2 separate regions of the Homo sapiens genome follow, and region 2 is linked to region 1. A link is a loop called in an ENCODE intact Hi-C map of the cell type or tissue named here. Cell type or tissue: PC-9. All regions are shown on one strand. Links, peaks and the distances in the headings refer to the core of each region. The heading gives the core; the rest is flanking DNA. Region 1 overlaps DHX9 (DExH-box helicase 9). Region 2 overlaps ARPC5 (actin related protein 2/3 complex subunit 5).

Region 1 (5,332 bases), core at 315-5,314:
ACTGGCTGATACTAGGACTCATACAAATCAATATTATGAAAGCAAATAACCTATTTCAACAAAGTTGTCACTGTTAATATCAGACATTAAAATGGGGAAGAAAACATAGTTTGAAAAGACAAAGAGTAAAAAATAAACCAGTAAAAGTAATTGGGTCCAGAGTGGTTACCTAGACCAGGATTTGGGAAACTTTTTCTATAAACGGTCAATTAATAAATATTTTAGGCTTTGCAGGCCATATAGTATCTTGTCACAACTACTCAACTCTGCCTTTAATGTGTGAAAGCAGTCACTGACAACAGAGTTTGATAAACCATAGGACTGGGAATGGCTTTACGTTTTTCAAGAGTTGTAAAAATAAAATGAGAATAACAATGTGTGACCTGTAAAGTCTAAAATGTGAGTGTAGCTATGTTACAATAAAACAGTTCTTATAAAAACAGGCAGTACGCTGGATCTGGCCAGAGGGCTATAGTTTGCTGACCTTAGCATTAAACTAAAGCTAAGTTACTCATATCCTTATAGAAAATATTAACAGAAAGTTTCCTCTCCTCCTGTATCATTCATCCTTAGGAGAGATGAATATAAAGCAAAGGGGTACAAAGGTATCTTTCTGCCTAACTAGCCAAATTAACCTCGATAAGGTAAGTGAGCTGACAGAAGTTAGCCTGCCTTTATCCTCTCTCCCTTAGTATTATCCATCCACTCAAAATAACTCATTGTATATATAAAAATGAAAAAATGTTTAAGACCAGGCACAGTGGCTCACGCCTGTAATCCCAGCACTTTGGGAGGCTGAGCCAGGCAGATCACTAGGTCAGGAGATAGAGACCATCTGCTAACATGGTGAAACCCCGTCTCCACTAAAAACAAAAAATAATCAGCCGGGCTTGGTGGCAGCACCTGTAGTCCCAGCTACTGGGGAGGCTGAGGCAGGAGAATGGCGTGAACCTGGGAGGCGGAGCTTGCAGTGAGCCGAGATCACACCACTGCACTCCAGCCTGGGCGACAGAGCAAGACTCCGTCTCAAAAAACAAAAAAGGTTTAAAATTAATTGACACTGGCAGACTCCTAATCATCCCACTGTGTCTTACCTTTGAAAGATTACACTAACATGGTCTGTTTTCACATGCAAACTGGGAGACTTTGCCTCTAATTTATATAATTACTAATATTCTAAAATATACCCTAGATGCTATCTTACATTATGTGCTCTTTCAAATAATACAGCTTCTGTATACGTGACTCAAGACTTAAAATGTGAAGATTCCTTCTCTATACAGAGACTTGGAATATTGGGGAAACAGTAACACTTACTTCTGCCCAGCTGCTTGATATAAATGGTCATTTCTGCAATAAAGCTCCTGTAACAACATATACAAGCAAGGTTAGAAATTTCACTGTTAGAAACCAGCAAATCCAGGTCTCCCAAGTCAGGCAGGCTTTCCAACTGCTTAGGCAAATCACAGAAAAAAAAAATTACCAACATTTATTTCTGCCCAACCCTAGAACAAATGAAGTATATAAACTTCAAATAATATACAACATGGCATAAGACAACTATAATCAAAGTTGATGAGCCAATTGTTCATGAAAGGAAAACGTTAGGGTATTAGATTTTATATTTACTTACTCTTATTCCAAAGGCTGGAGTCTCAAGAGCTAGAACACATTCAATGAAAAGGAATTTTCCACTTAGCTTGGAGCCAAGAAATAAAGTAGGCCCCAAATGTTTTACATTACGGTTATAATTATTTTAAGATTCCTTTGCATAGGCCACCCATTAATGACTGCGATCTATTAAGCTAATATACGCAAACTCACACATGCACATACACTTTGTGCATATCAGTGGCTCCTGAGGCAGAGTTCTCACATCTGCCTGCAGTTGGAAGCAGCCCTGGATGACAAAAAACTTAGCCTATTTTTATCACATTTATTTAAATCAGGTCCTGGAGAACAAAACACATGTTGTAACATTATATCTAAAACTGCTAGCAGAGTCTAAAAAATGAATTTAGGTTTTAGCAAGGGAAAAACTGCCCTTTGATAACTATGCATTCTGGTCCTTTCACTGCTCAGATACATTCTAACCTAGACTTGGTGGTGTGAATAAAAGGCTAGGTGAGGCTTAAGAAAAAAATAAATGTTAGACTCCTTCCTATACCTCGTGTGAACTGACCTTCAGGCACAGCGGCTTCAGGGGTCAAAGGCCACTGGCTTTCAGGGGAACAACATCCACCCTTTCATTAATGACATCGATGCCAGTATGTTTCTCAGCCAGGCTTAAAGTCAGCACTCAATCTCATTCTCCTCCACCTAGGGGGAACAGCGACACCAGAAATCAGTTTACAATAGTTTCCCATGTGATTGCTTAGTTCAGCCTAAGCAGCAGCACATGTGTGTATGAACACAGACCTCTGGTGTTGCTGTCTGTTATGCCTTTAAATAAAAGGACATACAAAGAGCAATGCTGTCCTGGCTCCCCCAACTGTCTGTGCCTCCCACATTGTCTTTTCCTGAATTCTTCACTGCTTTGTATCAGAAATCTATGATAAGATACTGATAACAAAAAATGTCTGCAACGATGAGCTTCAGGCACACTTCGGTATCTCATTGTTCTTAAAGTCACCAAGTGCTACCAAGCCCAATGCGTTCAGAAAGACAAAATATGAAAGAAAACAAATCATCAACAAATGTATCACTCCTTTGCAACCTGACGGTTTTAAAAAGGCTGACACCAGAAATATCTGAGAATTCAGGATTGAACAAAACAGTGGGAGGAAGGGGGAACCATGCTCTAAATATCATTTTGATCAGTGACAAAATTTTGTATTAATATTAATTATTTCAGGGTCGCTAGATGCATCCAATGGAGAACACTTTGATTTTCGAGAAAAATATTTTTAATGTATTTGGATAATTTATTTCATAAGTACGGACAGCAAACGGAATCATTCAAAAAGGTTTCCATTACAACCTCCCCTCCGTTCTAATAAAAATACATCGCTCCCCAGAAAAGTCTAATCCATATGAGCCTTCCTGGGAGTAATAATTACTACACCCTGGAATGCTCTCAGGAAGAACAGCAAGCAGGCTGAGAAACATACTGTTAAAATGACCTCCCTTTATATTGTTTTATACATTTAACAGGAAAAAAGTACACCCCCACATACAAAGACCAAGGCTGTTCCTTTTCGACCTTACGATAAGCCCTTAAATTTCACTAGGACTCCTAGGAAAGCTGGCAGTTTTCAAGGCTTAAGTGAAATGTGGATGTAGATGCAATACAATCTAATTCTGGGACTCAAAGCTTAAGTATCTAACCTGACCCATTAAAGAAATAGTAACTGCCTCTAACAATACCAAGGTGAAAAAAAAAATCACCACCTTTGGCTGGCTTTTACATCAACTAGGGACAAACCAGCAATTGTGGTCATGACTTTTGCCTTTCAGATTCAAATGAGCATCTTAAATGTCTAGCATGTCAAAAAGATTTACGCTGAACTTCTTACACAGCTAAAATTCACTCATGTGAAAACCATGGAAACTGCACAAATCAATAATTATTCTTGTGCAAATTAACGTTATCTTTTAACAATTCAATTCTAATCCACACAATTAACCAGACAACGTACAAAAATAGATTATATTCAACAGTGAATATCCAAAACCACCTTAACTTACTACAGAAGGAAAAGAATGAAACAAGCAAACCTGTTGTGATCAGGACCCACTTGGGTGTACTTATATTCTCCTTGGATCTTTTCTTTCTGAAAATATTGGTTTAGACGAGCTTTAGCATTTTCCAAGGTCCAGTTTCCATGAAGCCCAGCATTTAAATCCACTTCTTCTGATTCTAGAGTCTGTAGAATCAATGATAATTAAATTTGGCTGTGTTAAGTTTAGGTATACAAACAAGGCACAGAAATTTTTAATACTGTCTTTGTACTATCCTTTATAATGCAAAAGCTGTTTTTGATAGTTTATAATCCTAGTCAAAAACTGAACCAGAATTACTTTTTATTGCATCTAAAGGCCCTATTATATAAACAAGCTATTAGTTAATACATTGCATTTAAATTCTTCCAAAAAAAAAAAATGACAACTTCTTTGTGCTTGTTTTAACACTGAATACATGAAGTGGAAAAATAAGCTATACTAAAGACTTTTTTTTACTCTAAGTGCTCATAAAATAAGGTCCCCTGAGATAATTACATTTCCTATAAAGCTGAAGAGGAGATCTTTTTATTACTACCAAGAAAAAAATACTGTTTTTTTCCTCCATAGGCAATGTGAATAACAAGAGTAAATGGGTAGTTTAGCTTTATGATGACTTGTGCTAATAAGTAGTCTCAAATAACCTCTTAAAAGATGCACCCAATTATTAACTTGTGAATATCCTAATCCTAAGCTTTGCTGTTAACTAAGTCCCAAATCACATTCTCAGAGATGTAACCTACGGTGCTGGCCTTACCGCTTGCACTTCTTGTTCTTCCTTTCTTGAGTAGTAATCCTTCAAGTTGGCTCCTCGGTCCCAGGTGGGCCCAGGAACACCATAGCCAGAGGCCCCTACCTCAGAATTATTTTCTGTTAAAAGAAAAAAAATTCTCTTAATGAGTCATAACTGTAGAAAAATCCTAAATACATTAAAGAATTATCCTAATTTATGGCCGGGCATGGAGGCTCACATCTGTAATCCCAGCACTTCCGGACGCTGAGGTGGGTATCACGTGTGGTCAGGAGTTTGAGACCAGCCTGGTCAACATAGTGAAACCCCGTCTCTACTAAAAATACAAAAATTAGCCGGGCATGGTGGCATATGCCTGTAATCCCAGCTACTAGAGAGGCTGAGGTGAGAGAATCACTTGAACCTGGGAGGTGGAGGTTGCAGTGAGCCAAGATTGCACCACTGCACTCCAGTCTGGGTGACAGAGCAAGACTCTGCCTCAAAAAGCAATCATATGAAGTAGATACTACTGCTATTCAATAAACAGTAAATATGAGACTTAAGCAATATGACCCAAATCCTAATCTACCATATGGTAGACATCCCAATAAAAGCTGTGACTATACAGTAAATCCTCAATTAATGTCGCTGCTAGGTTCTTGGAAACGAAGACTATAAGCAATGTTGTAAGATAATAACATTGAAGGAAACAAAGTTATTCAAGGACCTACTGTAAGTCATTCTGCAATGGCCTGGATCCACAGGGTAAACAAACAAGTCAACAATATATTTAGTAAGAATAAGGAACAAGAAAAGGCAATTCATAAGATTCTTTCACCAAATATTCTAGCCTGTGGAAAACCTATTTATTCAGAGAAAAAT
Region 2 (5,386 bases), core at 204-5,203, 770 kb before region 1:
CAGCGACTTCTGTTTGCTTTCGATCTTCACCTGACTAGATTCCCACTTTAAAACACTTCCAGGCAATTCAGGGTCCTATGGGTGAAGATAAGCTAAGCAATAGGTATTATTCTTAAATATTACTTAGAGATGGGGACTTGCTATGCTGCCCAGGCTGGAGTGCAGTGGCTGTTCACAGGTGTGATCATAGTGCACTGAGGCCTCAAACTCCTGGCTTCAAGCAGTCCTGCCTCAGCCTCCCGAAAAGGTGGAACTACAGGCACATGCCACTGTGCCTTAGCCAATAGGTATTAGAGGTAGTCAAGTAGGTATAGCATAACCAATTACAAACTTTAAAATCAAATGATACTGAATGCTTTTTCATAAAATCCTTCTTAACATCACTTTCATAACTGAAGCGTTTGGAAAAATTCTGGAGTTCATATTTGTTCACAAGAATGGGTGGGTGTATTTAGAATCTGCCAGTCTATCAGCTTTACTGAGGGGAGATACTAAAAATATTTAACAAGTAGTATAATATAGAGACCGAGTCAAAATGGATACTAGCTGGAAACAACTGGTTCAACTGTTGCCTCCTGACTAAATGTCAGCCCAGGGTATAGTAACCATGACACAGTACTATCCTTGGTGAAGAGTTGGGAATAGGATTAATTGCGGAAAAAATATATATAAATGCCATAGGACACTTTTAGCACAAAAGTAGTTGTTTACCTCCCATTCTCCTCCTTTAATCTCAGTGCTTTTACTATTTGGTTTCTTTTTTGGCATTTTACAAAAGGGAAGAAATGGAAAACATACCCCTTCTTGGTCATTGGGTAACAGCACCATTTCGGTAACAGTCATACTTGATGACAAGTATGATGATATTTTAAGGACATGAACATGGGTGAAATCAATGTGTAGATGGTACAAATTAACCGAATTCTTTTTAAAGCATTTCCTGTGGATCCCAGGATCATGAGGACATAACAGAAGAATAAGGTCTGAATCTTGTTCACCAGTTTGCTCTCAGCCTAATTGGGAAGTAAGGTTAAGCACCTGAAAATTATGTCATACAAAAAAAAAGAGAATTAACGTCATACAATTTAGCATTTGACTGTAAATGCAGTTAGTCAATGTTGGGAGAACAACAAAATCAGGGTGGATCAGAGTATTTAAAGTGAGACATTAATTTGAACTAATCCTTTGGAGGGGCAGAAAGGACAAACGGTCCAAGTGAAATGAACAGAGTAGAAAGAGAAAGTTAAAAGTGGGTTTAATAGTCACTGTTCTTGCAGTTTTAATGTTTTTTGTTTTGTTTTGTTTTGTTTTGTTTTGTTTTGTTTTTTTTGAGACAGAGTCTCGCTCTGTGGCCCAGGCGGGAGTGCAGTGGCGCGATCTCGGCTCACTGCAAGCTCTGCCTCCTGGGTTCACGCCATTCTCCTGCCTCAGCCTCCCAAGTAGCTGGGACTACAGGCGCCCGCCACCACGCCCGGCTAATTTTTTGTATTTTTAGTAGAGACGGGGTTTCATTCACCGTGTTAGCCAGGATGGTCTCGATCTCCTGACCTCGTGATCCGCCCACCTCGGCCTCCCAAAGTGCTGGGATTACATGCGTGAGCCACCGCGCCCAGCTGCAGTTTTAATGTTTTTAACATAAGAATTCTAGATGGTGCAAATTATTAACAGGATCAGAAACTATCTCCGTGATAGATTCAAGAAAGTAAAATTATAGGAAATCATAATGTTTTATTAGCTGAAATAGACATTGATGATCACTTAGTTTAACCCCATGTATAAAGGTAAAAAAGAAAATTAATTAATTAATTTTTTTTTTTTGAGATGGAGTCTTGCTCTGTTGCTCAGGCTGGAGTGCAATGGCACAATCTCGGCTCACTGCAGCCTCCACCTCCCAGGCTCAAGCGATTCTCCTGCCTCAGCCTCCTGAGTAGCTCGGATTACAGGCACGCATCACCGTGCCCAGCTAATTTTTGTATTTTTAGGAGAGATGGGGTTTCACCATGTTGCCCAGGCTGGTCTTGAACTCCTGACCTCAGGTGATCCACCCTCCTCCGCCTCCCAAAGCACTGGGATTACAGGCGTGACCACCGCGCCCAGCCAGATTGATTAATTTTTAGATACACAATTTTTCCTTTAGATTTACAACTAACATCCCCTTACAGACAAAATATGTTAAAAGCACCAAAATAATTGAAAAACACACCCAATTAAGGAACAGACCAACGGCCTCTGTAGAACCAAGTGCCCTTAAACAAGGCTGCTTCTGTCCATATTCCTGCCGCGGGACCTCTGCCCCACTCCCTCTCCCCCTCACCCCAATGTCACTAGTACAATATGTGAAAACCCCAATGTGAAAACGTTCTGTGCAGGTGCCTCTTGTATGATTCCAGATATGGAGGAGGCCCGGGAAGCCCACAGAGGTACAGCATGTCATCTGCCTCAAGGTGGTGCTACTTCACCACATTGATGATCCAACCACAAGCAACATGGGACACAGCATTCACTTTAACATTTCTATTTTCCTTTATCATTTCTGTTACTTGAGTGTGTAAGAGTAATCAACATAAATAATCTATGTTTACATCTCTTATTTCTCTCTGAAACAGTTCCCTAGAATCCACACCACATGAAACACAAATTGAGTAGTGTATGACCCACCTGAATTCCAAAGCATTCTAAAACTCCCGTATTTTCCAGCCTAGCAGTTAGCTCCTGCTCTGCAAGACACACCCTCTTGACCTTGCTGCTAGACTGTATGGGCCCCCTGAAGTCATAGTAGCTGGCTCTTACTCATCCCCACATTCACTTGGCATAGTTGATGTTCAACAAATATCTCTTGGTTGCATAACATTGAACGAGCCAAGTCACCTAAGAAATCCTTAATTTATACACAGGTTCTTAGGGTACCTGAATAGGGCAACACATCAGAAGTACAAATTGAGAACTATACAAAGAGTAAAATAATTCTTGGGTTCAAATACCCTAGAGCCAATCAAGTTTAGTCACAAAGAATTTCAATTCACTTCAATGTGGACAGTTAAGAAGGGAATTTATCAGCCTTAGGTGGAAATCAGAGCCACCATGAGTACCACGTGCAGCCCCTATAGTGTTTAGCTTTGCCAGAAGTCACCAGAGAAAGTGGCTGAGGAACAGAATTCCAGCTCATATCTGGCTAACAGTGGCACTATGGGAGTTTATATGATCTGTTCATTATTCTGTGGCATCACCTTCTAAGAGCAGAGATGTGACCCAATACCCCTTGTTTTCCTTAAAGATAACCATTAAATTATATCCATGAATTTATATCACCGTCCTTGACTTTATACGTAGATTTTTCTAATTCTGTCAACCCTTAGGGTAATGAATAACTTAAATGGCCAATGCCTCTGAATAACATCATACTTCCTTTTGTTTCTCCAAAAATTGAATCAAGATGCCAGGGCAACTAAGATTTTCTTCAATTTGCTAAGTTAAAGGTCAGTGTATTCATTAGCCAATGGTTCTGTATTTTATTCATTTTAGTTTTTATTCGTTTTCAAATAATTTGTTCATATTGTTCAATATTCAAAAGGTAAGAAATATGTACTGTGGTAATTTTCCATTCCACCCTAGTTCCTCTTTTGACAACCAACTATTGTCACTTAATTCTTAGGCATCCTTCCAGATACAGTGTATGCATTTACAGGCAAATACCTATATAAGATTTTACCCCTTTGTGTACATAAATACTAACATACTATATATAGTGTTCTGTTCCTTGCTTTTTTCATTAACAGTATATTTTGGTGGTAATTTCCTATCAATACATAAAGAACTTCCTTATTCCCTTCAGAGGCATTTGAACCAGAGCAATTCCTTCTTGAATAGAAGCTGGGTAAAATAAGGCTGAGACCTACTGGGCTGCATTCCCAGATGGTTAAGGCATTCTAAGTCACAGGATGAGATAGGAGGTCAACACAAGATACCGGTCATAAAGACCTTGCTGATAAAACAGTTTGCAGTAAAGAAGCTGGCCAAAACCCACCAAATCCAAGATGGCAATGAAAGTGACCTCTGCCTCTGGCCATCCTCACCGCTACGCTCCCACCGGCACCATGACAGTTTACAAATGCCATGGCAACATCAGGAAGTTATCCTATATGGTCTAAAAAGGGGAGGCATGAATAATACACCCCTTGTTTAGCATATCATCAAGAAATAACCGTTAAAATGGGCAACCAGCAGCCCTCGGGGCTGCTCTGCCTATGGAGTAGCCATTCTTTATTCCTTTACTTTCTTAATAAACTTGCTTTAACTTTACAGACTGGCCTTGAATTCTTTCTTGTGTGAGATCCAAGAACGCTCACTTGGGGTCTGGATTGGGACCACTTTCCGATAACAATTTTATTTTTATGACTGCATAATAATTCTATTATATAAATAAATGTACCATAATTTACTTAACCATTTCCCTATTGATTTAGGTGGTTTCTGATCTTTTGCAGTTACAAACAGTGCTACAGTGAATAGCATTATACACAAGTCATTTTACATATGTTCAAGCCTATTTGTAGATCAATTCCTAAAAGTGAAAGTTAAGGTCAGTTGGAGGGCATTTAAGGGAGATATTGCTAAATTGCCTTTCTTAAAGGTTTTATCAATTATACTTTCTCCAGCCGTGTAGAAGAATGCATGTTTTCCCACCCCTTTACCTATTCTATGTGTTTGTCATAAAACATTTTTTAATCTTTTCAAATCTGATGTTTTAAAAATGGTATCATATATTTGCATTTCTCTTAATGTAAATGAGATTGCACATCTTTTCACATGCCTAATAGCCAGTTGTATTTTCTTTTCTATATTTTTGTATTTCTATATTTTCTTTGCCCTTTTGATGGTCTTTTTCTTACTGATTTGTAGGAGCTCTTTTCAACAGGAATGTCAAATATTTCTTGCATTTTGAGTTTCGCTTTATAATAGCTTTTACTATAAATAAAAAGGTTATTTTTATTTTTATCTAATTGAGTTTATTAATCTTTTCTTATGGCATTTAGAGTTCAAGTCATACTTAGATTTTCCTGGCTCCAAAATTTAAAAATAGAAATTTCATGAAGTGTTCTTGGATGTTTTTATGATTTTAAATTTTAGTTTTTTTATTTTAAAATATTCATATTTTTCTTTTCAACAATTGCTGCTTCAAATGTAAACTAGAAGAGATTAGTTGGTCCCCATATGGAAGTCTTATCCTAATATATTGACTTGGTTGGTTTTCTCAGGACTTGAGGGTGTTTTCTTAAGACAAACTACCCAAAGTATTTCGCACGTGAAAGCACAGTTTCACTGTCATTCAGGCAAGTATTTACATGCTAAGGGCTGCTTAAAATATTTAAAATACAATCCTTATCCT

What was found. Hi-C counts contacts between places; a loop is a spot of excess contacts. Peaks named below come from ENCODE experiments on the same cell type or tissue, not always from the same donor. Only the 100,000 strongest peaks of a DNase experiment are listed, where the experiment ranks them.
Region 2: it touches region 1 in a loop (4-fold over the local background); 2 of 110 quality-filtered maps call a loop at or near these places.

Annotation. Positions count from the first base shown.
Region 1 is chr1:182,852,564-182,857,895 of GRCh38, reverse strand. It overlaps DHX9 (DExH-box helicase 9), which reads right to left. Exons shown (of 28, transcript NM_001357.5): 5 at 4,478-4,590; 6 at 3,718-3,866; 7 at 1,318-1,364. Among named protein-coding and RNA genes, the nearest start is that of DHX9-AS1, 16 kb to the right of the region's middle. In PC-9, for the core only: no CTCF peak of the experiment used is centred there; no DNase peak of the experiment used is centred there.
Region 2 is chr1:183,620,455-183,625,840 of GRCh38, reverse strand. ARPC5 (actin related protein 2/3 complex subunit 5) reads left to right here. Exons shown (of 4, transcript NM_005717.4): 4 at 1-4,995. Among named protein-coding and RNA genes, the nearest start is that of ARPC5, 13 kb to the left of the region's middle. In PC-9, for the core only: CTCF peaks have their summits at 2,242 and 2,442 (motif pointing right); DNase peaks (open chromatin) are centred at 2,460 and 2,759; H3K27ac peaks cover 3,539 bases.